3 separate regions of the Mus musculus genome follow, and regions 2 and 3 are each linked to region 1. A link is a loop called in an ENCODE intact Hi-C map of the cell type or tissue named here. Cell type or tissue: gastrocnemius. All regions are shown on one strand. Each heading gives the region's core, and the rest is flanking DNA. Links, peaks and the distances in the headings are about the cores only. Region 1 overlaps Dap3 (death associated protein 3). Region 2 overlaps Ash1l (ASH1 like histone lysine methyltransferase). Region 3 overlaps Ash1l (ASH1 like histone lysine methyltransferase).

Region 1 (11,086 bases), core at 2,915-7,914:
CTGGAGTGTCTGAAGACAGCTACAGTGTACTTACATATAATAAATTAATCTTTTTTAAAAAAGAATTCAGGTATGATAAAGAGATGGTATAAAGTGCTTCTTTAAATAGAAAGGTGGAGGTGCTAGTACTCAGAGGCAGAAAGCCAAGAAACAGACTCCAGCCTAATCTATATAGTGACATCCCATTTGAAAAGAAAGGGGAGAAAGGGGAGAGGAAGGGAAGTGACCACATTCATGCAACTTACTATATTTACTATAATTCTATTTATTTAAATGAGGCATTTATTAAAATGCCTTAATTTATTCTTTGAAATTTGTTGTGGAAATATATATAGTGAAAAAAGTGTATGCATTTGGTTTGATACAGTGTATGGTTTCAGACTAACACTGGGTGTCTGGTCTTGTTTGTTTATTGGGATGGGGTAGATACAGTGTTACTGTAGCTCAGGCTCTTCTAGTCCAGGCTCCCCTCAGTCCAAGAACTCCTTCAGCTTCAGCATCCCAAGAGCTAGAATTAAAAGTGGCATGAGCCACTATACCCTGTTTCTGATGAGATCTTGAGGAAATACTTTATTTTAAATTTCTTTTCACTACCAAAAGAGTAGAGTTTTCTAATTAAATATTTCCACCATACAAAAAATGATAAATTTAGCATGTGGTATAAAGATAATAATAGCCCTCATGGTATGAAATGATAACCAGTGTAATACGGTCTGATTAGGGACGGCGGCCCAGAGGCTCACCTGTTTGAACACTCGCTCCTCAGGTGATGGTGCTGATTTTGGGGTGGGGGGGACTTTTAGGAGGTGGAGGCTCACTGGAGGAAGTAGATTACCCAAAGATGGCCCCTGAGTGTAGGTACAGTGTGACCAGAAAGAAGGCTCCTATTTCTTCCACTGTCTATTGCCCTATCTCCTCCCTTTGTGCTCCATGATGGATTGTATGTCTCTGGAACCCAAGAGCAGTTTAAACCCTGTCTCCGCAGTGCTTTTGTCAGAGTGTTTTATTACACCAGCAGAAGAGAAAGGCCCATCTGTTAGTGTGATTGCTCTCACCAACAATCCCAAGAAGCAGGAGACAGAGTTTGAAGGATCTGTACAAGTTCAAGACCAGCATGGTCTATGTAGTTCCCTATCAGCTAGGGCTACATAGTAAGACTGTCTCAAAAAAACAAGCAAACAAAACCCCAAAGGAATAATAAAATAAATACTCATGTTGGACTGCCAGCTCCCAGAGGTTCCCTGAGTGTCACTGGTGTTTCAGGGCTTACTCTTAGCACTCGCTTGCCTTTCCAGTCCAGTTTTGCCATGTGTGTGTGTCCTGCAGACAGTGAGTGGCGGGCGTTTCAGAGGTTGCTTGTGTTTTGTTTTCTTGGGCAGAATGTTATTTATTCCAGGCTGGCCCTAAACTATATAGCTGAAGATGGCCTTGAAATTCTGATCTTCCTGCATCCACCTACTCGGTACATGGTTTTGAAATTTAGTTTTATTTAACAGGAGACATAATAATTTTCACTCAGTAATAATTTTTGTATGTTTGAGACAGGGTATCTCTGTGTAGCCCTGGTTGCCCTGGAACTCACTTCATTTGTTTGATCAGGCTGGCCTCGAACTCAGAGAGACCCACTTGCCTCTGCTTCTGAACTACTGGGATTAAAGATGTGCACTACCTTGCCTGGCCAGTCTATATCTTCGACATTGATCCTTTCATTATAGCTTCTTTCCTGCTATTTCTATGGGTCAGTGGATATTTTACTTTAGGTTTGTTTGTTTGTTTTTACAATTTTCAAATAACTCACACTCCTCTGCTATAAACATTCTTATATTTTCCAGTGTATATGCATATGTAGTTTTCTAGAGTAAATATGAAGGAATGGAATAGCTGCATATTCATATGTCTTCAACTTTGTAAAGACTGATTTTCCAATACATTTGGATTTACAACTATTGTGGCATTTCTTCATTGGCATCTCATTATGAAGGCTTTAATTTCATTTTCATGACTTGGGGTGAGGTTAAACTTCCTGCCATAATGTTTCCTAAGTGAAATGGTTTTTCTTGTCTTTTGCCCAGTTTGTTGATTCATAGATGATTTTCATATATCTAGACAGTATCAGATTTTTATATTACTTACATTTTTATTAAATAGTGGCTTACCTTTTTTTCTCTTTGTCTTTTTTTAAGAGAGCAAAGACCATGCTGACAGGAATAACAAGGCTTTTCTCCAGGGTCCAGAAGGTGAGTTCCCACAAACTGCTTTACTTTCAGGTAAAATTCTCAAGCCTGGCGTGGTGCCCGCGCCTTTAATCCCAGCACTCGGGAAGCAGAGGCAGGTGGGTTTCTGAGTTCGAGGCCAACCTGGTCTACAAAGTGAGTTCCAGGCCAGTCAGGACTATACAGTGAAACCCTGTCTCGGAAAAAAACAAAACAAGACAAAAAAAATTCTCAGAAGACTACGGCAAGATGACTGGGAGTTCAAGGCCAGCTTGGCCTGCCAAGTGAGAGTCTGCCTAAGCAACAGGCAGAGATAGTAAGCCTGAGGTAATGTGTGAGGAGGAGGTGGCGTTTTTACAAACTGGTAACTTTGAGCTAGCTGGCTATTTAGACATGGCACTTTTGATAAGAGACTAAAATTGTTTAGAGAATGGACTGCGTGAGGAGGGTGGGAAGGTGGCGAGTTAGTCAGGAGGTAATGCCACTCAAACGTGAGGGCCTGTGCAGCACTCTAATGAAAGCTGGCATGGGCTGAAACACCAGAGCTGGTAGGCTGGGTGTAAGTAGACCCCTGAAGTTGATTAGCTGGCTAGCCTAGCCGAATTGGTAAGCTGCAGGTCCACTGAATAAGTAAGGCAGAAAGCAGTCAGGGAACACACTGGACATCAGCCTCTAGCAGCCACCACATGTGCACGCATGAACACACACTTCCATGACACACACAAAGGAGGGAGGACAAGGTAAGACCTTCATCTGGGCTTGGGATAAAGCTCCATAAAACCCTGACTGGACTCAGGAAATCCTGGGTTAGCTTTCCAGTGCCACATAAACTGAACATGGCAGCAGCGGTACTGATCAGGAGTGCAGGCTTTGGAGGTAGCGGCAGGAGGATCGGAAACTCAAGGTCATCTTCAGCTATACAGCACATTTGAATCTAACCTGATCTACATGAGACTCTGCCCACAGCTCTTCACACCACATCACCCCCACCCCTCACAAAAGGTAAGGGGCTAGAGAGACAACTCATAAGTTCAGAGTGCATTCTGAACAAACCTAAGGACCATAATTGGAATTCCCAGCATCCATGGAACAAGCAGAGCCTTCCATAGACACTTGTAACCCCAGGTCTAGCGGAATCTGGCAGGTTTTTCTGGCCTCCACACAACTAACACACACACGCACATACAATGAGGCAAACCTGTACAATTAAAGAATAAGACCATAGTGAATTGGGCATAGTATCACAGTCCTGTCGATAATCAAAGCACTTGGGAGACTGAGATACAAGGATCAAGGCTGGCCAGGGCTACATAGAGAAACCCTCCCTCAAAGTGAGCAAAGGTCTTATACTACTGGTTTGTTTTAGTCTTTTTAATTATTTACCAAATAGTAGTTGTTTCATTTGTTTGTTCATATTTGCTTTTTTAAAACAGAATCTCACTGTGTAGCCCCAGCTGGCCTGGAACTCAAAGGAAATGCATCTGCCTTTGTCTCCCGAATGGTGGGTGCAAAGGTACACACCACCGCTCCCAAGCGTGCTTTAGCGCCTTGGCTCCTCGTGACAGTGCACTGTCCTTGCTTTAAAGTTGCAGAAACTAGAGATTAGAATGGATAAGTAACCTACTGTGAAAATTGAAATTGTAAAACTTTACTACGGAGATGCTGACTGGTGACCTAACCAGTGTCCATGTGGTGGCCATGTTCTCCAGAGGCACGCAGTTCCAAGGTCAGGAGAAAATGACCACTCTGACTGCGTGGTAGGAAGGCAGCACCTATGACAATCACCAGGCCTGGGTTTGCTGAGAACAGGAAATCCTACAGGCCTAAGTCTGGAGGGTAAGAACTGAAGAAGAAAGGGCCGCTTGCAACGGATCCTAGGATTCCAAGAAGGGTTCTTAGGCGCGGAGCATCCCCTGTCCAGTGTGGGATTGGGGGAGGGGCCTGCTCTTTCCTTTTCCTTTTACCCCTACGCTGAGATTTATAAAAGGCCTCTGTGCATTTCAGCGAGTCAAAGCAAAACAAAATGTTAACAAAAGAAATAAAAGCCAATATTGGGGCAAGAAGGAATATTGGCTTGGTGTCTACGAGCACTGGCTGCTCTTGCAGATGATTTAAGTTTGGTTTCTAGCACCCATGAGGGCTCATAACCACATGTAACTTTAGTTCTTGGTGGTCCAGTGCTCCCTTCTGGTCTCTTCCGTACATACAGGCATAAAAGTTATACATATAAAAATAAGGGCCAGGTGTGATGGCTCGTGCATTTAATCTCAGCAGGCAGAGACAGCAAATCCCTGAATTTAAGGCCATAGTGAGTTCCAGGTCAGCCAGGGTTCCATAGTGAGACCTTGTGTCCAGAATGGGTGTGTAGTTATAGAGTTGGCTCATGGTGAGGAGCACTGGCTCCTCTTTCAGAAGGTCTGTGATTGATCCCCACCACTGACTTGGTGGCTCACAACCATCTGTAACTCTAAGTTCCAGGTTGGCCTCTGAGGGCACACTTGTGGTGCACAACCTTACGTGCAGGCAAAATATCCATTCACATAAAATTAGAATGTATAGTTTCTTAGTGTATATGTTTTCAGTTTGGCTCAGGATGACCCTGCGTAGCTCATGGGTAGTGTTTGAGGGACTGCATTATGTTCACTGTGGAACTAAGCTGAGGGAATTCTACATAGAGCCGTTTATCCTAGAACTCAGACTAGCTGCTTAGTTCCATTTATAACACTTTAAGACATAAGGAATCCATTTTGTTTTTTATTTACTGAAGGAAACAAAACAAAACCTGAGGTCATCAGAATACTGTAGAAATAGCACCACCTTGTGGCCATTGAGTATTTTTAGTTAATTTTATTTACATGTGTGGTGGTTGCCTGTGCCTATTTGTGCACTGTGTGCATTCCTATTGCCACTGGAGGCCTGAAGAGGGCGTAGATACCTGGGACTGGAGTTACTCATTATTGTGAGCTGCCATGTGGGTACTAAGAATAAACCAGGGTCTTCTGGAAGACAGCCGATACTCTCAACAACTGAGCCAGCACCCAAGCCAGCACCTAGTTTTCTTACTTTAAAAAAATGTATTCCTAGCCGGGCGTGGTGGCACATGCCTTTAATCCCAGCACTTGGGAGGCAGAGGCAGGCAGATTTCTGAGTTCGAGGCCAGCCTGGTCTACAGAGTGAGTTCCAGGACAGCCAGGGCTACACAGAGAAACCCTTTGTGGAAAAAAGAAAGAAAAGAGAAACTGTCTTCCTGAGTATGAGCATGTGGAGGGTGCAGGTGTGGGAATTATTTCTTCAGCTTTCACATGGCTTCATGGTGACCCAGTTCACCAAGAGTACATAACAAGCACCTTTACTCCTGAGACGTCCCGAGATGTGGCAGATGTGGTGGCACATACCTGATGAAATCCAGGTGCTTGAAATGCTGAGGAAGGGATTTTGAAAATTAAGGCCAGCCTGATCTATATAACAAGTGCCAGGACAGCCAGGGCTAAATGGTGAGATCTTGTCTCAGAACAACAAGGCCGGCCGATGGTAGATGGAAAGGGCTGGCGCCTTCTCCTGGTACTCGGGTGTATTACTCAGGTGCTGTCCTGAGAGCAGCTCTTCCTTTGTCTTTGGTATGTTTAGTATCCTGGCTTTGCTGGCGAGAGCAGGAGCTGGATAGAGACGGAAGCCCATCCTCAGCTATCAGCGGGGTCCTTGGATATGGTGGGGGCTGCGGCTACTTGCTTCCTTCTTCCCTCCTTATATTTTGCTTTGTGTTTAATCTGTATGGGGTTTTGCCTTCCTGGGTGTCTGCATATTCCATGTGTTCCTGATGCCTGCACAGGCCAAAAGAGTGTGTTGGAGCACTTTGAACTGTAGTTACAGACAGTTGTGAGCTGCACATGGGTGTCGGGCATTGAACCTGGATCTTCTGGAAGAGTTAGGTCATCTCTCCAGCTTCCTCTCTTCTTTATCTTTCATTCCTTTGGCTTGAGACAAGCTATTATGTAATCTAGGCTGCCACAGCAAGAGAGGATGGAGCTTAATAGCCATTCTCAGCTGGTTTTCATTTTCAACAACTGACAGTATTCCCACTCCTGGCTCTGTAGCCAGCTGTAATCCCCTAGCAGTGGGTTAGAGGACTATTTGAATTGTTTGGGAGATAAACCTGCCTCTGCTATAAATTTGAGTTATATTCTAAAAATTATGGCAACCTATTTCTTTACACTGTTGGCTTATATTAAAATCTGCCACTAATATTTCAGACTTGGTGTGCACTTGGGAGGATGCTTGGAGCCTCCACACATGCATGAGTGCATGCAAACACCAAGCACACAGTAATATGAAAGGCTGAGAGATGGCCAGGTGGCTGAGAGCAGTTGCTTCACAAGCATCAGGACCAGACTCGGATCTCAGCACCCACATTAGAAGCTGGGATCTCATGTGCGACCACAGTTCCATCTGTGAGAGAGGAGAATCACTGGAACTGTCAGCATCCAGACAGGTGGATGCGCCCACCCACCCTCCCAACCCTAGGTCCAGGAAGAGTCAGTACCTCAATGGCCCAACACTGTCTTCTGGCCGTGTGTGCACAGGCATGCTAGTGTGCTCCCAGGCGTATGCACTAAGTAAGTTCTCGAAGAGGGTTGGCAAATGGTCAAGCGAGTGAAGATCCTTGCTGCCAAGACTACCACCTAGACTCTGTTCCAGCTCGCGTGATGGAAGGAAAGCAAGCCTCACTTCCACAGGTTGTCCTCTGCTTCCCCCACACTTCCCCAGGCTGTGCCCCTCATACCACATATAGCATTAATTGATAAAGAAATATGAGAAAGTTAATGTAAGGTATGAAAAAAAGGGTTGGCAAAGTGGCTCATAGGGTTACAGAATGCGGTGCCAAGCATGGTCATCCACAAGATGATAGAGAGAGGCCCTTCCTGTTGTCCTTGGGAACCATGATATGATAGAGAGGAGAGGACCTTCCCTGTTGTCGTCAGGACCTACAAGATGATAGAAACAGGACCTTTCCCAGTTATTCTTTGGTTTCCACATGTATACATTGGCATGTGCACATCCATACAAACAAGCACAAATAAATGTATTTTTTAAAACATTTTATGTTGGGGTAGAGACAGGTGGATTTCTGTGAATTCAAGGCTAGCCTGGTCTGCACAGTGAGTTCTGGGTCAGCTAGGGGGTAAGTCCCTGTCTAAAAAATAAAATAAAAAGTGATTTTTAATGAAAACAAAAGGTAATGGAAAGAGTAGAGATTTTAGAGTCAGTCTTGGATATCGTGTTAGTTAGGGTTTCTCATGGTGATTAAGCACACAGACCACAGCCAGTTTGGGGCAGAGAGGTTTTGTATTGGCTGGCATCTGGAGCCCAGTGTGCCGTGGAGGACACTGCTGCCCTGCGAAGCTCTCCTTGCTTGCAGCTCCCTCTTCTGTTCTCTTGAATTTCTGCCCTACGCTGGAGTCTTCTGTGAAGGCTTACTGTCTTTAAGCTTGATTGAGGGAGTTATTCCTTTAGGAAGCATCTCATAGAGCCCAAGCTAGACTTGGCCCCCTGCTCCTACCGAGTGCCAGGATCATAGACATGCACCCTTGTGCCCTGCTAATTTGAGAAATTTTCTTAGTATTTTTCTCATATTTATCTCCTGAAATGTCATTTGAATCTCCCACCCCCATTCCAGAAGTTTCTAAGTATGGTTAACTAGTTCCTCCTAGCTGGACACTTTACATGCTCCCTCATTACATGTCCCTAATGACAGATTCTTACTGTGCCGGTCATAGCTAGCAAGGCCAGGCATGTTACACTCAGCACTATGAGGAGAAGCAACCAGATCTTCAAGGCTAGACACAAGTCAGACCCTGACACAGTCTAAGGGATGGGGAGAGTGGTCACAGGGTGCTCATAACGTCTCCTTTACTCCCAGCACTCTTTCTGGAGGCAGATTAGAGGCAGCCAGACCCATCCAGCCTGTGAGCACGAAGCAACCATTTATCGCCAGCCATGCTGAAGCGTATTGCACTGACCCTCACAGTGGAGGCTCCTGTGCTGTTAGGAACCCTGTATAGCAGTGGGACGTGGATTAAACACATTTCCTACCCTGCACATGGGTTCACCTGCCCTGTGTTTCCAGCTACTCAAATGTGGAGACAAGAGATTCACTGAGCCCAGAATTCAAGGCCAGCCTGGACAACTAACCAAGACCTCAGCTCAGAAAAACACAAGTATGGCTGAGAGAGAAGGTTCAGCTGACACGTTAGCCTCAGTGCTTGGGAAGTGGAGACAGGAGTGCCGTGAGCAGTTAGCTCAGCAGAGGCTGCGCTGACCGGTTGGTTTCCATTGTAAGACAGAGCCCTAGCGTAGCAGTATACATGCTAAAACAGATCCAGAAGCTAAAAGGTGTGACTGGATTTAGTAAAGATCCGTTCTATATAAAACTAAAACATAGTTTAGTGTCATGATTTCCTGATAGAGTCATAGCTTGAGACCTCAGTGTTACAACAAGCATTGAAAAACCAGATGATTCCAGAACACTGAAACATTTTCTTTTGTAGTTGGACCCGAGGTGTTTTTTGCACATGAGTGTTCAAGCGACTCAGAACAGTCAGGTTCCAGCTGAGCGTCCCAGAACTGTTTCCCGCACCAGTGACAGTGACCCGGTAAGTTGCTGATGTGCGTGGGTTTCAGAGATTATAATTTGTGTTGCCATATTACTCCTTTTACATGTCAGGATACTGGTTTTTATATATTGGTCTTTTGTTGTTGGGTTTTTTTTGTTTTGTTTTGTTTGTTTTGGTTTTTCGAGACAGGCTTTTTCCTTGTAGCCCTGGCACTCACTCTGTAGACCAGGCTGGCTTCGAACTCAGAAATCCACCTGCCTCTGCCTCCCAAGTGCTGGAATTAAAGGCGTGCGCCACCAATGCCCGGCTTATATATTGTTTTTAACAAATCTCAATTGTTTGATTTTTACCAATGAAGTCTGAGAAGCCAGATGCTGGAGTGAAAGCCTGCTAGCCCAGAGAGACAGAGGAAGCACCCAGCTGACCTACCTCTTCAGCTAACATCCCAGAAGCAATGCCTGTCTCTCATGCAGTCTCAAAAACTCTTTCAAGCCAAATGTCCCTCCCTTCTACTTCCTGTGGTGTCTCTCTACCCATCCTCCTGACTCCCTCGTCCTCTCTATTAGTTCTTAATAATCCTGTGTCCCTCCCTGTCAGCTGGCTGCTTGGTGTACCTCTTGACCTGGGGTTGACTTTATTTAATCCTGTTTATAATATTCAAGCAGAAAGCTCTTGCATTAAAGTTGTGTGCTAAGGCTGAGCTATACCACAACTAAAAACAGGTTTTTTTCATTAACTAACACAGTCCTGGGGTTCACAGTGTGATCAAATCTCCTGCACCATACATACGCTCAGGTAGGTGAGACACCTGGGCTAGCATTCTTAACTCGCACCTTCCCTTGTTGCTCTGTGGTGCTGTAAAAATATAAAGTACAAAGTTAGTCCAATTTCCTTCTAATGTGATCTTAATAATGAATTCACCTAGTGAATCTTGCTGAATTAAAAATTAGCTAAAATAAAGCTGGTATGGTGCACACCTTTCATCCCAGCAAAAGCAGATGCGTCTCTGAGTTCAAGGCCAACCTGGTCTACATAGTGAGTCCCACAGCAACCAGGCTTTGTAGATAGATTCCTTTTCAAAACAGACAAACAAATTGACTACATTCAGTTCCTTCTGAGATAAGTTTCTCAGGAGTTATGTCTTTTAGCTGGGGCTAAGCATTCCTCAAATGAGCACTTGCTCCATATTTTAGACTTCTGGCTTAAGAGCACCCTTCACAGTTCCTGGTTCTGCAGCCCTGCTGTAAACAAACATCTGGGGCCTGGGAAAGATAAGCTTGTGGGATAGCCTTGACGAGTATTCAGGTTTGTCACGAGTGGTGGTGCATGCCTTCAATCCCAGCACTGTTTTCCAATAGTCAAAGGTGTGACACCACACTCTTCCTTTCTGAGCGACTTAACTGGTGTCTTGTTGGCAGGACTGTTCCTCCTGTGACTTTAAACTTTGACAGGCTGGGTACTTTTCCCCCATGCCCAGTGCTGGTTCTGTCTCCTAGAAATAAAATCAGTTGTGTGGTCTCTGTGCTTCTTTAATGTGAAAGAAGAGCTTCATGAGCCTTTTTTCCATGCTGTCCGAAACTCATTCTTTCCATCTTGATGTGGCCATACTGTGGCTGTGTAGACATGTAAAGAGATGCAGATGCCCTCCACCAAGAAATCATCTCAGCCGGGCGGGTTTAACGTTTGTCCTTAACAGTCACCTGGTCTCATGAATGCAAAATGAAATAAATTAAGGAAGTCCTCTGGAGTTTCCATGGAAACAGCATCATGCAGCTCTTGCCACATGTCTGGAGCATCTCTCTTCATAGCTTAAAAGAATCCAGGTGGCAAAAACTTTGTCCCCATCAGCAGTTATTTCTGAACAACTACTTTTCATCAGGCCCCTGGTTTGGGGTTGCCAGCACTTTGTTAGATGTATATTTGTTGTGGATTTCTGCCTGTGTTATGTGGAGATCAAAGGACAAGTTTTGGAAATTTATCTCGTTCTACCATGTGGGTCCTGTATTTTGAACTCAGGTTGTCAAGGTTGGCAAAAGTTATGTTTACTCATGAAAACTGTCTTGCTATCCAAACACCCAGTGTTTTAAATGAAAAACCTGGCCTGCTGGCACACATGTGTAATCTCAGCAGTCTGAAAGTTACAGCAGGAAGACTGTCAGAAGATCCAAGCCAGCCTGAGCTACACAGCAAGACCATATCACAAAAAGGAACCCTTTCCCCACTAGCAGATGTAACTGTTTGCCCAAGCTGTGGCCTCTGCAG
Region 2 (11,086 bases), core at 3,408-8,407, 73 kb before region 1:
CACATGGCAGATTCCAATCATTTGTAACTTTAGTCTGAGGGACTCTGACAACATCACTCTCTGGCCCCTATAGGTACCAGGCATACACATGATATGTATGTGTGTGTGTACACATATATACAGATGAAACACCCATACAAAATAAAGTGTTTTTTGAGATATCAAACAACTTGATGATGTAATTCAAGGGGCTTAAAAAACAAGTAGTGAATCCTAAACAGAGTAGACAGTGAAAAATAATGAAGGTAAGAGAAGAAATTAATGATAAAGATTAAGAATCAGCAAAGGAGTGGGTTTATTGGAAGATTGAGATTAACAAATTCTTAGCTAATCTGAGAGACAGTCAGAGAGAGAGACAGAGACACACAGAGAACACAAATTAACAAAAGAATGCCATTACAAAGGCTCCAATAAAATAAAGAATGTTATTAGAGATTACTATGAAAATTTATGATCTGGCCAGGCGCAGTGGCATGCCTTTAATCCCAGTTCTTGGGAGAGAGGTAGGCCAATCTCTGTGAGTTCAAGGCTAGCATGGTCTACAGAGTGAGTTAAAGGACAGCAAGGGCTACATATTAAGACACTGCTAAACAAAAAATAAATAAATAAATCTTATAACGTAAAAAGCTAGGTAACTGAAAAGAAACAAAAGAATTTCTAAATGCATTTCTTTCCATCACAATTAAGTACAGATAAGTAATTTAAAGGCACTCATTACAAGTAGTGACATAGAACTGGAGCCACAAGTCTCCCTCCAACTGAAGAAAAGCCCAAGACACTGCATTCCATGCTTATTGCTGCTCTTTCCAATGCTGGCCGATAGCAAATAAATGGATAAGGAAAAACTGGTACACAAGCCGGGCGTGGTGGCGCACGCCTTTAATCCCAGCACTCGGGAAGCAGAGGCAGGCGGATTTCCGAGTTCGAGGCCAGCCTGGTCTACAAAGTGAGTTCCAGGACAGCCAGGGCTACACAGAGAAACCCTGTCTCAAAAAACCAAAACAAAAAACAAAAAACAAAAAACTGGTACATATATAAAATGGTATATTATTAAGCATTAAAGAAAAGTGTAATTACTGTATGATTTTAAAATTGCATGTTATTAGAATGTACAATATTAAGATGATGTTCTTCCTCATATGAGAATCATAAACCATATAAGTTTATATGTATACAAATGTACATGTGCTACAGTATTCAGAGAAGAAAAATGGTGAATACTTGGAGGAAAAAGGGCTGAAGGGAGGTCATGGACAACTGAGTTATGAAAGAAGATATAAACTTAACTTTTTTAGTTTCAGTGTTTTGGGGGAGGGGTGATGGTTGATAAGTACATAAAAATATACTTGATAGCAAAAGTGGAAAAATCCACAGAGCAGTGGTGGCACACGTCTTTATTTAATCCTAGAACTTGGGAAACAGAGGCAGATAGATCTCTGTGAGCTCAAAGCCAGTCTGATCTACAAAGTGAGTTCCAGGACAGCCAGGGTTACCACTTCTCCACCCCTCTCCAAAAAAACAAAAGTGTAAAACATAGCTACTCTAGTAAACAGAAGGCTCACTGAAACATACAGACTTTGGCTCTGTTACTTTTGATACATGATCTGCAAGATTTTTAAAATAAAAATCTTAGTTACTTAAGAGAATTGCTTTAAAGTTAAAGCAATTTTGTACTCCTCTTCCATATTAGTATCTCCCTCCCGTCCGTCCTTCCTTCCTCTTTCCATGTTGGGATCAGACAACCATGCAAGCTTCCAAAGGAGGGAAGCAATCAACCAGCTCTGATGCCTGTGAGCCACGTTGACAACCAATCTAGCACAACCATGAGGGTACAAGCGTGGCACACTTATCTTGGTGGTAACCAACAGCTCTCTTATGAGACCCTGTAAGATCTAGGAAATCATGTCTGGCACTGGATGAGTATTAGCCTATTATCCAGGGATAATTAAGTAAGGTTCTTGGAGGAAATTCTACAACTGCTGCTTTACTAAACCAGCAGAATCCCTATCTACACTTTAACTATTTACCCTATACCTGTAATATAATTCAAAACATATATTTAATAGTGGTTTTTAAACACTTTAACCTCCTTTGAGGCCCACCAAAGGTAGTGGGGGAAAAAAAGGTATGGGGAAAGTGGACCTGTTTAGAAAGGTTCTTTGGAACAACTCCCATCTGTTGTTTAGAAATCGGCAGTTCAGCTATCAGCAGCAGAAACAGAAGAGGCAAGAAACCGCAGCACACCACCAAAAGTTGGATTTTTTTTTTCTTAAAGATTTATACATATTCTGTATATGAGTACACTGTCTTCAGACACACCAGAAGAGGGCATCAGATCCCATTACAGATGGCTGTGAGCCACCATGTGTTTGCTGGGAATCAAACTCAGGACCTCTGGAAGAACAGTCGGTGCTCTTAACCACTGAGCCATCTCTCCAGCCCACCACCAGAAGTTTTATAGTGTTTCTCTCTATGGAGTCCCAACAAAAGGAGCTCAACTACACAGTGTAAGGAAGATCAAAACGTGTGTTGTTAACAAAGAATCCTTCATCACGTGTCCTTTTATATGCTTGCTTTAGCAGAACATCCTTTTTCCCTCTGTCTGCTTTGTTCAAAGTCTGTCTTAGCTTCTTACCTGTGTCCACTTCAGGAAAACATTCCTTCACGTGTTTGTCCCAGCAAAACACCATCCAACACAACCGACCTTACAAAGAACTCTTAAGTTTCTACTTCATATCCCCATGTAAGTGTAACTCTCACCTGCCACCAAGACAAGTTCTCTTTGCAACCAAACATTACAGAAACCCACAACTGATCAAAGTAGAGAGTTATGGAGCCCAGTCATGAACACTACAACATCTACAACACAGGTGCTACATGGAATGCTTGGGATCGTTCAGCTTATTTCACTTGTATTTCATCTTTTTAAAAGTTTATCTAGGACCAGTGTTTTAGTTAGGGATTCACTGATGTGAAGAGACACCATGATCACAGCAACTTCTATATCAGACAACGTTTCATTGAGGCTGGCTTACAGTACTGTGGGTCAGTCCATTATTATTATGGCAGAAAACATGGTAGTATCTAGGCAGGCATGGTGCTGGAGGAGGGTCTCATTGCCCGTATCTACAGTGACATACTTCCTCCACACACTATTAGACCACACCTCCTAATAGTGCCATTCCCTGGGCCAAGCATATTGAAAGCACTACAGCAAGATGGCTCAGGAGGTAAATCACCAGCTATGCAAGCCTGACACCTAAGTTTGATCTCCAGAAAGGGAAATGACAACGCAGAGTTGCCCTAGGACTTGTGACTACTCTGACAGGATAAGCCCATGTGTACAACATACAACAGAAGTAGTTTTCTAAAAAGTCTTATTGTTAAGGCCAAATAGTAAGTCATTAGATGTAAAACTACCACTTATCTACAGATAAACTTTGGTGTTTGCCTTTGTCTAATGTTAAAATGCATTATAAATACTGGTATTTAAGGTCACTCTACTTCTTGAGTAGACACCTAGGGTATCTCCATATAGTTCATAAATTCTCCTTTATTTTTCCATCCCTTATCCTTACTATGAATTATAATGGCTACAGAGTACTAGGACTTCTTTATGAGTTTATTATTTATACTGAGTGTATATTTTTATATACTCTCTGAGAAAATGTCTATACAGTTTCTTGGTCAATTCCCTGTGTTTTCTTTATCTTACTGAGTTTTAGAAATCCTTTATAGTAACTGACCAAATAGTTTATCTCAAATGTTTTGGAAGGTATGTTCACTGCCATGTTGATTTTGTTGTTTGCTCGCTCATCCATCCATCCATCCATCCATCCATCCATCCATCCATCCATCCATCCATCCATCCATATGAAACAGGGTGTCACTCTATACTCCAAGGTGGCCTGGAACGCATAGCAATACACTTGCCTCAGCTTCTTGAAGTCTGGGATTATAAGAACAGCCTACCAACCAAGCTACACTTTTCTATTTTTATAAAGTGTCATTGGGACTTTGATGGATAGTTCCCCAAATCTATATAGAACATTAGAAAGTTATGACATCTGAATAGTATTTAGCTTTCCAACCACCAACAAAGTTTGACTTGTGTAACTCCTCTTCCTTTTATATGTGTGTGTGTGTGTGTGTGTGTGTGTGTGTGTGTGTGTGTGGTGTATGTGTACAAGCATGAGAATGGGAGTGTGTGCGTGCAGATCAGGGTTTCGAGGGAGACAGGATGAATCATGCTCAATTGCTTTTCTACCTTATCTGATAAACTCTCAATCTAACCCACAAAACGATGAAATGGTGACTAGAGCTCGCCAGCTTGCTCCTAGGATCCCTTGTCTCCACCTCTGTGACTGGAAATACAGGTGGGCTGTCATGTCTATCTAGAATTTATGTGGGTCTTGTGGGATCTGAACTCAGTTCCCAGACCCAGGGGCCATGTCCTCAGTCTCTATTACTAGACTTTTTTTTTTTTTTGAGACAGAGTCTCATTCTGAAGCTCAGGTTGGCCCAGAACTCAGAACAGTACCTGTTACGGTGCTGGGATTACAGGGTTGGGTCACCATTTCCAGCTTTGCTGTAGAGTTGATTTTTCACTAAAAATATTTTACTTTTAAATAATGTGCCTGCAAATGCATAAACACTGGATGCCCCAGAGCTTGAGTAATAGCTACTTAACCCCCTTTTTTAAAGTTGTAAATACAATTTATATTTTGTCAAATGATGTTCCTATATCTATTAATATAATTTTCTTCTTTAACCTATTACTGTACATTTATTTCAAATGTTAAACAAGTTGTGCATATACAGGATTCATCTCATTATGTTAGAAGGGATTGTTTTAACTGCTACCCTTACAATCCAAATGTTTTCATGTGACTACATTTCATTCTCCTGCCTAAAAAAAAACAAATGTTTTGGGGCTGGAGAGATGGCTCAAAGGTTAAGAGCACTGACTGCTCTTCTGAAGGTCCTGAGTTCAAATCCCAGCAACCACATGGTGGCTCACAACCATCTGTAATGAGATCTGATGCCCTCTTCTGGAGTGTCTGAAGATAGCTACAGTGTAAATATAGTAATAAATAAATCTTTAGGCCGGGCTGAGCAGGGCTGGAGCAAGTGGAGTGGGGCAGACCAGAGTGAGCAGAGGTCCTGAATTCAAATTCCCAGCAACCACATGATGTGTGTGTGTGTGTGTGTGTGTGTATGTATGTGTGTGTGTATATATATATATATATATATATATATATATATATATATATATATATATAAAACAAAGCAAATGTTTTCTGATATCATGTGACATATATGAATTCTTCATAGTAGTAATATTTCAAGTGTTGCTCATGGAACATATACATCAAATCTGTTTGGAGTTTGTTAGCAATGAACATGTCCGAATGGAGGATGTAACTCAGAAGAAGAGTAGGTACTTAGCATGTGTGAAGACCCATCATCTAAAACTAAAAAGAAATGCAAAAATAAAAGAAAATCTGAAACAACCCCAGCAAAAAACAAAAGCAATAAAAAGAAAGGAAAGGAAAATAGATGCTAGAGGCTAAGGCAGAAAGGATGGTGAATTCAAGGCCTGTCAATACTATGAAAGCAAGGTCAAAGTCAAATCAAACAATGCAGTGAGACCCTGCCTATGAAGACAAACAAATAAAACAACAGAATCAAAGACAAATGCCTGTATCTGGAATGCCATTAAATTAGCTGTGAGGTCCAGGACGGGTTTTTTTCCACACCCCCCACCTCCCGCCCCGCTTGCTCTGGCCCCACTTGCTCCAGCCCTAGGATGGATATTTTAAGTAACCTTGTTGGTCTTTGACTTGGCCCTAACACTATGGACTGGATTGTTATCTTTTCTTCATCATGTAGAGCCAAACTGATTCCAGTCCTGCTCTAACATCCAATTGTAAGTAATATAGTGACTCTGCTATGTGAGGACATCAAGGTCTGAGAACTGTCTTATTCTGGAGTGAAGGGGGCCTGGGGATTGAACACAGGGTCTGTAGCATGAAACTTAAGAGCTCTATCATTGAAATACATCCCTTCTAAGTTTTGGGGTTTTGTTATTGTTGTTTGCGTGCTTGCTTTTTGTTTTCTCAGATCACACTGGTCTTGACCTTGCTACACATCCAAGGATGATCTAACATTCTGGATCTTCCTGCATAGCCCTTCTTAGAGCTGGAATTTACAAGACTACACCATCATGCCAGTTTTATGTGGTGCTAGAGATCTAACCCATGTTAGGCAAACCTCCTTCAGCTGAGCTACAGGACCTGAGTGTGGGTGTTTCCCCCATGCACTACAGGCTAACTCTGAACTTATTATACAGGTGAGGCTAATCTCAAACTTTTGAGCATAGCCATGTCTTGTTTCTTAGGTTGTATTTTTTGGCTTTACGATGCAGTCTTGCTTTGTAACTCTGCCTGAACTCTCATTACAACTTGCAATAGTTCTCATACTCAGTTGTAAAAATGGCTCAGCAGTTTAGAGTTCAAACAGCTTTTTAGAAGATCTGAATTCAGTTCTCAGTAACATGTCAAGCAACTCACAACTGATTCTAAGTTCAGCCGAAGGCAGCCGACACTCTCTTCTGGCCTCTGTGGGTACCTATATTCAAATGTACATAGTGACACAGGTAATTAAAACAACAACAAAACCCCAAAAATCCTCCTGTGTACATCATGAGTGTGAGATTACATCCATAGACCAACTGTTTTCTCTCTTTATCTATTCTGGATACCAGTAAATTATGAACAGCATGTCTTGTAAATACACCCTACCATAGTGGAGTTATGTTTTACTTGTCAGGATGCTTTTTGGTATATAGAAATCCAAACTTACAATCCAGAATAACAATGTTTACTCTTATGGTTGCTGCTTTTGAGATTTCATAAAACAAAAACACTTAGGGGCTGGAAACATGGCTCATTGGGGGAAGAGCACGTGCTGTTCTTCCAGATGACAAAGGTTCGACTTTCCAGCAATAGAATCCATATGGTAGCTTCCAACTATCTAACTCTAAGTCCAAGTCATCTGCTACCTTCTTAGGGCTACTATGTTCAACACACACACATGATAGAAAATACACACACACACACACACACACACACACACACACACACACACAAACACTACTCCCCTTTCATGTTACCTTTAAATCTCTTGGAAAATAAAACAGACCTTATAAGTATCAGACAATTTTTCAGGAGCTGGAGAAACAGCTCAGAAGTTAAAAGGTCTGGCTATTTTTCTAAAGGTCCCACATTTGATGATTCCTGTAACTCACAGGGCAGTTTACAACTGTTTTTAGCTCCAGCCCCATGAGATCTGACATTTTCTGGCCTCCATGAGTATCAGGCATATATGTGGTACACATAGATACATTCAGACAAAACATCCATGAAAACAACAACAACAACAAAAACACCAACAACCATGAGTTAAATTTGGGGATGGAGAGATGGCTCAGTGGTTAAGAGCACTTGTTCTCAGAGAGGAACCAATTTCTTTCAGACAAATGGTGGTTTAACCCGCTTTAATTCCATTTCTAAGGGAACTTGTCTGACCTCCAAGGATACCAAGCCTGCATGTAGTGGCACATACATATAGGCAGGCAAAGCACTCACAGATGAAATGCATACATCTAATTTAAAATTTTTAAAGGAAAAAAATTGTACATCCAGAAATTGTCAATCCAGGCATTGTGGTACATTCCCTTTAATCCCAGCAGAGGTAGCCAGATCTCTGTAAATTGTAGGTCACATTGATCTACATATCAGGTTCCAGACCAGATTGGGATATGTAGTGAGACCCTGTCACAAAAACAAATACCAAAACCAAAAACTTACCCCAACCACAACCTCCCACCCTCCCAACAAACAAACCAAACATGAACCAAACAAAAATAAACTATGAGACTAGGGATATGGTTTAGTGAGGAAAGGTAGTTGCTGCCAAGCTGCCTTGAGTTCAGTTCCTAGAACCCACATGATGGAAGGAGAGAACCAACTCTTTTTTCCTTTCACAGTTGTTGTTTTGATATTTTATGAAATAATGACCTTCCTGGACATAAAAAGAAACATTCAGAAACTAAAGAGAAGCTCAGTGGTGAAGAGCACTGGCTGCTTCTAGAGGGCCTAGGTCGAAGTCTCAGCACTCATGCATGAATGGGACTCTACTTCCAGGGGATCTGATACATTCTTTTGGTCTCTGTGAACACCAGCATACAAATGCTGCACAGCCATACATGTAGGCAAATACTCATACATATAAAAAATCGTTAATTTACTAATTATTTTAGAATTTTTAATCCCAAACTGGGGTTTCTACCCCAACTTTGAGTGGATAAAAGACATATATATACAAGCTGGGTGGTGGTGGCACACGCCTTTAATTCCAGCACTTGGGAGGCAGAGGCAGGCGGATTTCTGAGTTCGAGGCCAGCCTGGTCTACAAAGTGAGTTCCAGGACAGCCAGGGCTATACAGAGAAACCCTGTTTCGAAAAACCAAAAAAAAAAAGACACATACAACCTTTATATTTACAAAAAGCCTTACACGAGAGCTGGGCCGATATCTACCCTTTATGCTATTAAAGTCTCTTTTTTATCAATAACCCTGAGTTATTATTTACTATGTTTCATCTGGGCTGCTCTTAATTTCAGAGCCATGTTTTTACAACTCCTAACCATGGCAACTTTTTCTTCCTCCTTATCTCCTCCCTCCCCGTGATTTCCTCCAGCCCAGCCAGCCTGGGAACCCTAAAACCAGATCATGTACTAGATGCTGGCATCTTTATATACCAATCGGAAATAACTTGGGGGCAACCAGGTCTAGGGGGCCCACAGTTAGCATTACACTACACAGTCAAAGACCAAACCTCAACAACTAACCAATTTATTAATCCTGAGACAAGGGTCTCTCTGTAGTCCTAGCTTCCCTGGCACTAGCTATATCTACCAGCCTGGCTTAAACTCAGAGATCCCTCTTGTTTCTACCTCCTGAGTGCTGAGATGAAAAGCCTATGCCATAATAACTGACTAAAGAAAAATTTTCCAAAAATGTTAAAAAGAAAAGAGAAAACTTGCAGGGCAGCTAAGCCACACATTTCCACAGCTGCCTGGAGAAAGGAGATGGAGAAGAGGAGGAAAGCAAGCCAGGCCTTTTTAAGTTATGCCCAATTCATGTCAAAAGCAAGGCAGATTCAGAGGAGTGGACTGTACCAGAGAAAACATATTTTTAGGCTCTGGCATTATACAAAAGAAAACGAGTGGAAAAGTCAGGACTCAGAAAAGGAAACAGACCCAAGAGTCTTTACGGAGGCTCTGTAGCAACTCCCTTTGAGCACACCGTATTCAGTGAAATAAACCAGCCACAAATAGACATATACTATATGATTTCAGTAATAAGCAGGACTTAAGAGTAGCCAAAAATCATAAAACAGAAAGCAGGATGTTAGGTTTTAGGGGGTTAGGAGGCAAAAGGGGGTACATGGAGTTATTAGATCCTGTCTCAACAATATCCAAACTGTAGAGCAGAAAACAAAATAACACCCCCACCCCCCACAGTGAGTGTGAGAATGGAGGAGGGGAGGACAGGAAAGAAGGGATGGAGGAACTGATCAATGGATTGAAGCTGGGTATAGTGGCACATACTCACATCTTAGGCTGACATTTATGAGAGCAAAGCTAGTTTACATTCTAGGCCAGTCAGGCTACGAAGAAAATGCCTCAAAAATTTTTCTTTTCTTTTTTTTCTTTGGCCCTGTGTCACAGCAGACTTTTAAATTCATTTCCTAAAAGGAGTTTTGTATTTTGAATCTTTAAGTTCTTTTACTATATGTGTGTGTGTATGTACATATGTATGTATGTATGTATGTATGTATGTATGTATGTATGCATGCATGCATGTATGTTTGCTTTTTGGCCACCTTTATCAGGTGGCTTACGATACACTGTTAGTACAGCTTAGATTGTCCTTCCAACTCCAGATCACTCCCTTTCAGCCTGGAGTCACTGGCATGCCCAAGTACCTCACCCAAACCGTCTTCCCATCGTAAAAACCAGGTTTTAAGATTTGGCTACATAAATAAATTACAGTTCAGAGACACTCAGGCTGGGGTTAGGGAGATAGGTCACCAGGAAAGATGCTTGCTGCCAAGCCCAATGGGCCGAGTTTGATGCTGGGACCCACAAGCTGGCAGAGGCCCCATGAGTTGTCCTTGGGGTTACCCTACACCTGCCATAGCATGCATGCGCTCACACAAGAAAAATAAGTCATAAAATAAAGACGTTAACTACTGTTATTCAGATCATAATATTTTAAGAAAGATATTACCTTTTATTGTTTTCTTGCTCTTCTTCCTCTGGTACTGTCTTCTGCTTTTTCCTAGTCTGTTCTTCTAACAGCCAATTTTTCCTCTTCACCCCCTTCTTATGTTCTGAAGTGAGGTTCACACTCTGAACCACAGCCTCGATCACATCAGTGACTGTGTCTGGACTTAGGTGCAGGGACATGTCTTCGCCTTCATTCAATTCCGGGCTGACAAACTGGGCGGCCTGGAAGGCTTGCATTGACACCACTGCTTGGAGGGGGCATTTCCGAGGTCGACCTGGTCTGCGTTTCACAAAATTGTTTCCTGTCCTGGCCTGCCTTTGAAGTTTTTTGGCTTTTAAAATTTTATTAACATGGTCCAGGTTTTTCTTGGTGGCCAAGATTTTGTCATAATTGCACATTTTCCGAGCTTGGCGTTGCATAGCTTCAACTACACTTCTCTTGATGTGATGGGGGGAACACCTACTTGCTGACTTTTCAGAAAGAAGTGGGATATTACTGCAAGAGTCATTCGGGACTGCAGGCACTAGAAGGCTGTCTGATTTACCTAAGGCTCGCTCCTTGCTGTAGCTATGGCCTGGACTGGAAGAAGGTGGTGCAGACACAGTTGTAATGGAAGCATCACCGTTTTTCTCCATGGACTCTTGCTCATCGTGATGTACTATCCGCTGCAACAGACTGTCTACAGAATCATCCATAGAAGCAACCAATCTGGGACTTCTGGAAGGAACT
Region 3 (11,086 bases), core at 2,219-7,218, 88 kb before region 1:
CATATATTCCCACATACAAAATTAAATAATAAAAAATAAACAAAAGAAAAGGGGCATACTTGAATTTACATAACTGAAGAATACATGTCACCCATGAAATGGCTCAGCAGGTAAAATACCTTGAGCCTGGATCTCAAATTCATGGTGGAAGGAGAAGCAGCTCCTGAACGATGGCCTCTGACATATTATATATATGAAGAAAGGGCTCAGGCTTAAGACTGCATACTAGTCTCTAAAGCTCCTGAACTTGGATCTGAGCACCCATACAATTATATGTAACTCCAGCTTCAGAGAATCTGACATCCCTTTCTGGCTGCTGAACACGTAATATACTCACATATAGACACAAACACCCCACTTTAGTCACAGCACTGAGGAGGCAGAGGCAGGGGCAGGCAGAGCTCCTTGAGTTTGAGGCCAGGCTACTCAAGGTAGGGAAAAAGTATATATAAATAGATTTAAGATGCTAGTAACATTTTCCTGCACCTTGAACTATTATTTTCTTTTTTCACTTCTTTTTTTTCCTTCCTTTCTCTCTCTTTTTTTCTTTTGGAGACAGAGTTCCTCTTGTGTAGTCCTGGCTGTCCTGAAACTCACAGAGATCTTTATGCCTCTACCTCCTGAGTGCTGGGATTAAAGATGTGCACTACCACCACCACCACCCAGCTTCTGCAGACTCTTAATACTGAAAGAAAACAAATGTAATAGTCTAGACTGATCCTTAGAGAAGGGAACTGAGTCTTGTTCCTGTATGTATTCCTGACTGTACAGGAACTTACTATGTAGACCAGGTTGGCTTTGAACCGCATACACTGCTGGGATTAAGGGCAAGAGCCACCATGCGTGGTATTACTCTTTTGTTTGTCTGTTTTTTTTTTTTTTTTTTTTTTTTTTTTTGAGACACAGAGAACAAACTTTTTATGAGAACAGTTTATTCTATTTTTTGCCTGCAATACATGTTTTCTCTAGAAAATACAAAGATTAAACAGAAAGGTTTTGAACTTCTTTAAGAAAAAGTTTTTCCTTATAGGTAAGGATTCATTCACATGTATGCCAATTGACCTTCAAACCAGAACTCTGATCACAGGTCCCATCTAACATTTTCCTAGGATCAAGATACCAGGACTGACTCGAGGCATTCCTAGCAATACTCACATTCCTCTTTGTCTAATGCATGCAATGATGACAACTGAGAAAAAAAAAAAAGGTCTGTGTGACTGTCAGTGCTAAAATTACCTACATGAAAGACCTTTCACCACAACTGAGTATGAACTGAGCCATTAAAAATTAGGAGATGAGGGGCTCAGCAGTCAAGAGCTCTGACTGCGCTCCAATGATTTGCTTCCAAGAATCTAAAGAAATGTACTGGGCTGGAGAGATGGCTCAGCGGTTAAGAGCACTAACTACTCTTCCAGAGGTCCTGAGTTTAATTCCCAGCAACCACATGGTGGCTCACAACCATCCATAATGGGATCTGATGCCCTCTTCTGGCCTGAGGATGTATATGCAGCAGAGCATTCATATTTTAAATAAATCAAGTTAAAAAAAATTAGGCTATGAACTAGATGATGGCTACCTCACCAAGCTTGAGGACTGAATTCTTGCGCTTGCAACAAGTGTTCAACGTTTACGCAGGTGGCAAAGCCTTCAGTAGCCAGAACAGAGTACAATTGCTCTCAGAATGAGATGGAAAGCAGAGCAGTGATGGCTCAGCTGAAATGGAGTCAGACAGTGAAGCCCTAGATGTTCAAGGACTAGAGGTGAGGGGAAGTATCTTAAATTAGCAATGGTTGTGGTACACAAGCCTTTTAATCTCAGCTCTTCGGAGGCAGAGGCAGTCAGATTCCTACTGAATTCCAGGACAACCAGAACTGCAGTGTGAGTCCCTACCTCAAAACAAAGGAAAAACAATGGTCATAGACTATCACTGTTTGGGAGATAAAGATGGCTCAGCAGTTAAGAACACTTATTGTTCTTCCAGAAGATGCAGGTTTGGCTCCAAGCACCATTATCAGGTGTTATAAAATCTTCTATAAGTTTCAGGAGATCTGATAATCTTTGATTTCCACAGGCACCTTATACAAGTGGCTCACATAAACCCACATAGGCATACACAGAATATAAGTAAATAATTAAAAGTAAAAAACGGAGATGTGATTGTCCTCGTGAAGAGCTTGTAGGTCAAATCTTCACTATAGTAAATAAGGATATCGTTCATTTGAAAGGATTACCTATACGTTGCAATAAAAGGTACTGTAGACTTCTTTGCAGGGCCGAATACAGTAGATATTACTACTGTTATAGACTGTAGAGCAGTGGTTCTCACACTTCCTGATGCTGAGACCTGTAATACAGTTTCTCATGTTGTGGTGACCCCAACTATAAAATTGTTTCATTGCTACTTCTTAACTATAATTTTGCTACTATTATGGCTCATAACATAAATATCTGATATGTGGAATATCTGATATGTGACCCTCAAATGAGCTGAGACCCAGAAGTTGCAAACTGCTGCTGTGGAGGGAAAAGGAAAGTAAGGGGAAACTATGAACAGTTAAAGAGCCAGAAATGGCCAACCAATCACTTTTGAAACTCAGTGAAAAACAACAAAACAAAAAATCAAAACCACAAAAACCCTGGTACTTGAGAGGGGCAGCTACTGTGATATCCCCGATGGTGTGGTTCTCAGACATTAGAACTACTATCTGGCTGGACTGTAGACGAGCCCTGGCATGCTGGAGCAGAGTTTACTTATTCAGGTGGGAACTTTGAAGACAGAATACTGAGAGAAAGTTTTAAGTAGAGGCCTAGTTCATAAGGTTTAAGAGTGGATCAAGGAATCCATAAGAAAAGGACCATTTATGTAATGTTCCGTCAAGAATCTGCCTTAATTCTTTCTAATCTGAGAATCTGAAAAAGTTGAGTTAAATAGTAGAATAAACTGCTTGGCAGAGGAAATTTCAAGACAGGAGGGAATTCAGGCTGGTGTTTCTCAAGCAACTACAATTGGTCCAGAGTATGGCACCACTGTGGGAAGCTGTGCAGTTGCACTGGGACAACAGGAGGTGTCCTGAGGGTAAAATGCACCTGCCCAGAGGCTACATCTTGAGAAGATGCGAGCTCATTTGAAGGAAGGCTGCCTACAATGAAACAGACAACTGCTGAAGGAATTCCTTGTCCTCCTCCAAAGCATTGGCCCAGAGCAGGTAAGATGGCTTATATAGGTCTAAGTACTTGTTGTGTAAACTCGATGACCAGAGTTTGATCCCTGGAGCTAATATAAATGTGGAAAGAGATAACCAACTTGACAAAGTTATCCTTTGACCTCCATATACATGCTGTAGGATGAACTTCCTTCACACAAACATACACAGCACACACATGCATGCCCGCACCCACAGGACATATATATGTTGAAATGCAGCAAAAAACTGATGTCTTAGTGGTTGAGACCACTGGCAGAAGACCCTAGTTCGATTCTCAGCAATCACATGGTAGCTCACAATCATCTGTAGCTGCCTTAGTACTAGGGAAATCTGACATCTTCTGGCCTTTATAGGTCATTCACTGAGTGCACAGACAAGTGTAGAAAAAAATTCTCAGACATAATAATAACAACAACAACCAAACTTAAACAAAAAGCAGGTACCTAAGGATGGCACATAAAAGCTGACAAAAGCTGGCACAAGGGGGCCAGGCGAGATGTCAAGTAGCTAGAAGACTTATGCACTGTTGTCAATTTGCTGGTAAGAAAGTAAGAAAGACTTAAGGAGTCATGGAGTTTTCTGTGTGATTTCAGAGAGTAGCTGTGGCCAGGGAATGTGCAGTAGGGTTGGCATTCTTGCAAGGGGGCACTGGAGGGCCAGTGCTTCAAGCTGTGAAGGCAAAGCCTAAATTGAAATGGAGGTTCCAGGAAAATTGGAAATACCTGGACCATGGAATATTCAGTATGCAGAGGAGTGGGCATGGAACGGAGCTAGTCTAGAAAAGAATCCCAATAGGTGCTATAGTAAAGATGAGGAGTTGGCTCTGCCCATGAGCCCCAAATGACAGATAAGGAGTTATAAGACTTAGTTTTTACTCTGCTAGATTTTATTTGCTTGTTTGATTGTTCCTTGTTATGCTTAAATTCTTTCCTCTTAAAACAGGAATGTGCTGTTAATGTTGGAAATATGTAAACTGTTTTTTTTTTTTTAATTCATAGGTAAAGAAACTGACTTTATTCTTTTCTTTTTTGAGATGAAGTTACACTATATAGCACTCGCTGGCTTTGACTTCACAGATACCCACTTGCCTCTTCTTCCCAACAGCTAGAATAAAAGGCATGCGCCATTCCTGACTAGAAACTGACTTTTATTTATTTATTTTTATTTTTTAGGTTTTTTTTTTTTTTCAAGACAGGGTTTCTCTGTATAGCCCTGGCTGTCCTGGAACTCACTCTGTAGACCAGGCTAGCCTCGAACTCAGAAATCTGCCTGCCTCTGCCTCCCAAGTACTGGGATTAAAGGCATGGAGCCACCACTGCCTAGCTTGAAACTGACTTTTAATGTGCTAAAAGTTTTAAAAACTTCATGGTCTTCTAAAGTTGGATTGAATGTATTTTATATTATAATATGGTAATAAGCCAATGAACAAGAGATAGTTTAAAAATGATGTGTGTAAAATACCAAGGTGACAAGTGATAGAGTTATGATATCAACATTCATTTTCATTTCATTTTTCAATGGGATTGGGCCATTGGGATTGTCTTGATTATACAACTTTAATGTGAGAAGACCAACCTTAATTGTGGGTGGGACTAATTCCTAAGCAAAGGATCCTAGACTATAAAACGATTGCAAGCAAGCTGAGCAACTACAAGCACTGGTACTATGGAACAATGTGATCAGTGGCTCCAAGCTCCTGCTGCCCTGATATCCTGGTACTGGTGGACGGACCCCAGGAAAGACCGTGAGCCTATGAACCCTTTCTTCTTGTGCTGCCTTTCCTAGGATACTTTTCACAGCAGCAGAAAAAGAAACTAAGACCATCTGTATTCCTTTCCTTGATTACAGATCTTTTCCTTGAAGCCATAGATAGCAATTAATTTCTAAAAACTGAGATGAAGGCTGAGTGTGGTGTGCACACTTATATACACCAGAATTTGGAGACAAAGTCAGGGGGAAGAGGAGTTCAAGGTTATATGAAGTTGAAGCTGGTCTAAATTATATAAGACTTTATCTTTTTTTTTTCTTGAGACGGAGTTTCTCTGTGTAGCTCTGGCTATATTGGAACTTGCTATGTAGACCAGGCTGGCCTTTAACTCACCTGCCTGTGCCTCCTGAGTGCTGGGATGATAACACATGGGCCACCACTGCTCAGCTAAGACTTCATCTTAAAATAACAAAAATAAAACTCCCAAATAAATAAACAAACAATAAAAAGTAAGACCCCTCTAAAGAATGTCTTTGATCAATTTCAGTTCAAAATGTGTCCCATGAGAACCTACTTAAGATTCTCATTTGGAGGTATGGGGTGTGTGTGGAGAGAAGCCTCAGAGGTTAAGAGCACTGGCTACTCTTGCAGAGGTTCTGAGTTCAATTCCCAGCAACCACATGGTGGCTCATAGCCATCTTTAATGGGATCCAAAACCCTGTTCTGGTGTGTCTGAAGACATCGAGAGTGAACTCACATACGTTTAAAAAAATAATAATAAGTTCTAATGCCCATTACTTAGCTAATACACATTTTAAAAACAAGAAAACCAGGATTGGTGTATAGATCAATCCTGGACGTCTCTAAATCACTGTGTAGCTGTGGATGTCTCTGAGCTTCAGAGCTTCCTGCCTTCACCTTTGAGTGCCAAAATGACATGGACATTGTTTGCCTAGTCCTGCCCCTGGTTCCTGCAGTACTGGGGATCCAATCCAGGCTTCCTTCTTGTCAGGCAAACACTCTACCAGCTGAACTAAATCCCCATAATCCTTGTCAAGATTTTGAAGAATTTGAACCCAGCACAACAGAGAATACAGGTCCTTTCCTAAGTTCAGAATGCACAATCTCTTCTTACCAGTAAGTGCTGCGGGCTGATTACTCACCAACATGAATGGGCGCTGGGAACAACCCATACTCGTGCTCTCCTGGAGTATACTCCAACTTTTCTTTCTTTAATTGGATTAATCGGCTCTTTGGGCTGTGATGAGAAAATGAATAAGAAACAAAGCCAATCAAATTTCTTCCTGAGGCCAAATGACAATAAATGAAATCTGGTAAGATGGCTCAATGGCTAACAGCCCTTGCCACAGAGAATGACCATCTGAGATAGAGCCCTGGGAACTCTACTGTTGAAAGAATCAACTTTTCAACACTGTCCTTTGTCCTCAGTATGTATGTGTGCAAGCCCATTTCAATAAATGAGTACAAAGAAAAACGTTAATCTAAAAACTATACTTAAAAACCTCAGCAGTTAGCCGGGCAGTGGTGACGCAAGCCTTTAGTCTCAGCACTCGGGAGGCAGAGGCAGGTGGATTTCTGAGTTTGAGGCCAGCCTGGTCTACAGAGTGAGTTCCAGGACAGCCAGGGTTGAGACAGAGAAACCCTGTCTCGAAAGACCAAAAAACAAAAAACAAAACCAAAACAAAACCAAACAAAACCTCAGCAGTTAATAGCATTGCCTGTTTTCTCTAAAGAGAACCTGGGTTCAGTCCCCAGAACCAATATCTGCAGCTGGAGAGGATCTATGGCCTCTGAGGTATTGTCAGGTACCTGCAAGCACCTGTGAATACACAGAAATAAAAATAAATAAATAAACTGTAAATTCAGGAAATCCCCTCTGAGAGGTTCTTTACTACTGTCTAAATTTAAAAAAAAAAAAAAGATTTTGATTATCAGATCTGATTTTATCTTATTTGTTTAATAACAGCCCTGGCTGTATAGGTAAGAAGGTCTGCAGTCATGGAGTCCATGGTGGAAGAAGAGAAGTCACATCTCAGCCTCATCTCCACACATGCACATGGTCACCTGCACTCATACAGTCATATCAGACAAAAGAAAACAAACAAAAAAAAGGGTTTATTTTATATGTGTTTTGCTTGTATGAGTTCAGTTGTCACGTGTATGGTTGGTGCTTGTAGAGGCCAGAATCGGGTAATGGATTCGCTGAAACTGGAGTCCTCTGCAGGATCACAAAGTGCTAAGTACTATGCCATCTCTGATTCATTTGTGTGTGTGTGTTTAAAGACTGAATTTCTCTGTATAGCAATAGCTGGCTGTCCTGGAATTCACTCTGTAGACCAGGCTGGCTTTGAACCAAGAGATCTGCCTGCCTTCATCACTGAAGTGCTGGAATTAAAGGTGAGCATCACTAACAACCTGGATGGAAGAGAATTTTAAAGTGAATTTCTTTATGATTATCAGTAAATGTTGGGTTAATATACTGTTTGGTTCAAAGTGGGCTTATAAAATAGCAGTGCTGGAGACAATATTGTGAACAAAAGCCTAAACATAATCCCTCGGGAGTCTCAAAATCCTGCTTACCAGGAAAAGCACTACCTTCCTTATCTCCCCTACCCATAACGGTCATCTACCTCAGGTAAAGACCATCTCGGGCTCAATTAATTAATTAATTAATTAAATTAATCAAAGTAGCCTGCACCTTGCCGACTATCTTATAAAACACGAGGACTTTGCTGCCCAGTTGCTGTTTTCTGTTCCCGAGACAGTCTTTGTGATTTGATCCCCAATAAACTTTCTTACTACCCAGAGAAAGGTTCAGCTTGGCATTTTCACATTTCTCACAGATACCTATTGTATGTGTATATATTGTATGTGTATATAGATGGGGCCATCTAACTTTTTCTTGGGGAAAATTTTCGTGGGTCAAAAAAAAAAAGAGACTGGAAAGAGCAGGACTGTGCTGGACAAGTGCTCTATGAAGACAGTAACCAAGCCTTGGGCTCTTAAGTCTAATCTTTCAGTTTTATACTTTTCAAACTGCCTATGCCTCTCGAGTGATGGTATTAAAGAAAACTTTAAAAATACTCCTGAACCTCCTGATTGTCTTAATGACTGTTTCACTTTTTTTTTTCTTAAAAAACATCCTGAAAACTGAGTTCAGGCCAGCTGTGGCAGCCCATGCCTACAATCCCAGTCCTTTGACACAAGGCTAGTTCTTAACTTTACCATGAACACCTCTTGGTGTTTAAAAATTACCATCCTCCCTCCCTCCCTACTGCCCCCCCTTCTTAAAAGACAGGTCAGGCAGGTATAGCTCTCTATGTACTTGAGGTGGCTCTCACTGCTTGCTCTGCTGATCCTGAGTGGATTATAGACAAGCCCAACAATATTCAGGTATGAAGCACTAGATATCAGTCAGACCTGGGTTTTCAGCTTAAGGTATTTACCAAGAGCCAGCCCAAAGCTTCCTAATTAGGATACACAGCTGTGATCTCAGGGCAGAGCTGGATGGCTGGTCTACACTGCCAGTGCTCGACTCCATGGCAGTGAAGTAACAAAGGAGTGCTTATCAAGCTGTACCAAGGATTTATAAAGTTCTTCAAACAATGCAGGAAAGTTTATTTGACAAATTATGTAAGCAAAAAAACTCCAAATACATTTATCTGAACAGACAGTGTTATTCAATTTCCTTCCCTTTCTGAGAAATGTCTCCCTATGGAGTCTGGCAGGTACGCACAGAATGATGCCCTTGAACAGTGACAATCTTCCTGTCTCTGCTTGGATTACAGGTGAACAGCATCACACCTGGTATTCTTTCTTACTTTTAAACAGCAAAGGAATAATTAGAATACAAACTACAGAATGGATCTTAGGGGAGGCTAAACATTAAGAATGATAATTGTAACCTTCTAACCTAGTGCAGCATCATCAGTCTAGAGAATACAATGGTACCTGAGAGTGCTATACATATAAAATATATTACATATATACTGTATATTAGATTATATATAATATGTGTATATGTGAATGCACATATAAATGTGATTCATTTTTTACCTTTTTAAAAAAATATGGAGGGCTGGCGAGATGGCTTAGCAGGGTAAGAGCACTGATTGCTTTTCCCAAGGTTCTGAGTTCAAATCCCAGCAACTACATGGTGACTCACAACTACCCATAATGAGATCTGATGCCCTCTTCTGCGTGTACCTATTTATAATAACATATTTAGGCCAGTGCAAACAGGACTGAGCAAGCGGGGCTGACTGAAGTGAGCAGAGGTCCTAAAAATTCAATTCCCAACAACCACATGAAGGCTCACAACCATCTATATAGCTGTAGTGTACTCATATACATAAAATAAATACATAAATAAATCTTTAAAAATTATGGATGGATAACAGGTATTAGAAAATATAAGTTTACAGTCACTACTACTTACTCTATTGTTTTGTAAACATCAGAATACAGCCCAGCTCTCTGGTATTTCTTCTTTGGAGGACGTGGGGCCTTCTTTTCTCGTGGGATGAGAGCCAGCACAGGTTGCAAGGTATTTTCAGGTTCAGAAGGTTCAGCAGGCGTTTCAAGAGGACTGGGAATTTCAACTGGTGTTTCTATAAAGCTAGAAAAAGTGTCTGGAGATGTTATTGTGAAAAATAATTATATATACTTATATTATTTACTTATAAACATAAATATTTTATATATAATTATATTTCATATTTTATATAATACATATATGTGATATATATACATATATATGATATATATACATATATATATTTTTGGTAGAGTCTTGTGCCTCCCATTCCCATGTACTGATATTACAGCCATGGTTCAAGCATGTTGATGCTTACTTCTAATGTCTAATGTCTAATACCACTGAGTTCTAGGTTAGACAGAGCTACATACTAAGACCCTGTCTCAAAAGAAAGAAACATAAAGGCACATGAGTGTGGTGATCAGTGCCTTTCATTCTACTGCTTAGAAGTTGAAGCAGGGCTGAAGAGATGGCTCAGTGGTTAAGTGGCTGTTCTTCCATAGGTCCCCAGTTTAATTTCCAGCACCCACACGTCAGTTCACAACTGTCTGTAACTCCAGTTCCAGGGGATCTGACACCCTCACACAGACACACATGCAGGCAAAACACTGATGGACATGAGATAAACTGAAGGATCAGGAGTTCAGTCATTCTTGGCAGCCAGCACAGGAAATTCAAGATCACCCTGAACCAGAAAACCAAAATCAGTGCAGTCAGGTGTAAAGGCTCACACGTGTAATCTCAGCACCCTCGAGTTATACGTTTGAAGGTAGCCTAGCACAGGCTGTGTCTGTGTCTGAACAACAACAATCTTCAAATGCACAAATCTATGAACAATACTACTACCTAGGCTGAGGCAGAGAGATGTCAAGTTCAAGGCTAGCTTGGACAGCTTACTGAGACTTTTTCCAAAAAGTTAACAACACACTAAAAATGGACTTGAGACTATGGATAAAAAAACCATTCAAATTTTTATGAAAGTATAAACTTGTTTTTTTTTGTTTTTGTTTTTTCCCGAGACAGGATTTCTCTGTGTAGCCCTGTCTGTCCTCGAACTCAGAAATCCATCTGCCTCTGCCTCCCAAGTGCCCAGCTTGTTTTTTAGGTTTTGTTGTTGTTGTTGTTTTTAACAACAAGAACCTAAGATATCATGAGAAAGATCTACTCAAATAAAACAAGGAAAATCATAACAAATTTACTGAAAGTCAATAATGAAAAAACAAACAACAAGACAGTTAGAAGAGGCAGGGGCTCAAGAATTTCAAGGTTATCTGAACTAAACAGAAAGTTCAAGGCCACCCTGAGATACGTAGGACCCCATCTCAAACAAACCAATCAACCAAAATCCATCAAACTCACATGCATTAGAGATGAGTCAGGTGTTAGCAAAGGCAAAACTAAAGGGGCCTGTAAGTTCAAAGCATCATTAGTTCAATGCACCACTGGTTATATGAGAAACAAACAAAATGATGCTATCATATTTGATATAATGAATAACATTTAAGAGATCTAGGGCAAGGGAGATGGTATACAAAATGCTTGCCATGCATGCACGAGAAACTGTGTTTGACACACAGAATTCATGTAAAAGTATTGGCAATACATGCTTGTACT

The links. Hi-C counts contacts between places; a loop is a spot of excess contacts. Peaks named below come from ENCODE experiments on the same cell type or tissue, not always from the same donor. Only the 100,000 strongest peaks of a DNase experiment are listed, where the experiment ranks them.
Region 2: it touches region 1 in a loop (2.5-fold over the local background); 7 of 42 quality-filtered maps call a loop at or near these places.
Region 3: a loop joins it to region 1, with 4 times the contacts of the local background. A loop is called at or near these places in 20 of 42 quality-filtered maps.

The regions. Positions count from the first base shown.
Region 1 is chr3:88,933,926-88,945,011 of GRCm38, reverse strand. It overlaps Dap3 (death associated protein 3), which reads left to right. Exons shown (of 13, transcript NM_022994.3): 2 at 2,184-2,237; 3 at 8,759-8,863. Among named protein-coding and RNA genes, the nearest start is that of Dap3, 11 kb to the left of the region's middle. In gastrocnemius, for the core only: a CTCF peak has its summit at 5,035 (motif pointing left); no DNase peak of the experiment used is centred there; H3K27ac peaks cover 302 bases.
Region 2 is chr3:89,007,149-89,018,234 of GRCm38, reverse strand. Ash1l (ASH1 like histone lysine methyltransferase) reads right to left here. Exons shown (of 27, transcript NM_138679.5): 4 at 10,358-11,086. Among named protein-coding and RNA genes, the nearest start is that of Gm24403, 36 kb to the left of the region's middle. In gastrocnemius, for the core only: no CTCF peak of the experiment used is centred there; no DNase peak of the experiment used is centred there.
Region 3 is chr3:89,021,498-89,032,583 of GRCm38, reverse strand. Ash1l (ASH1 like histone lysine methyltransferase) reads right to left here. Exons shown (of 27, transcript NM_138679.5): 5 at 9,374-9,553; 6 at 6,078-6,172. Among named protein-coding and RNA genes, the nearest start is that of Gm24403, 22 kb to the left of the region's middle. In gastrocnemius, for the core only: no CTCF peak of the experiment used is centred there; no DNase peak of the experiment used is centred there.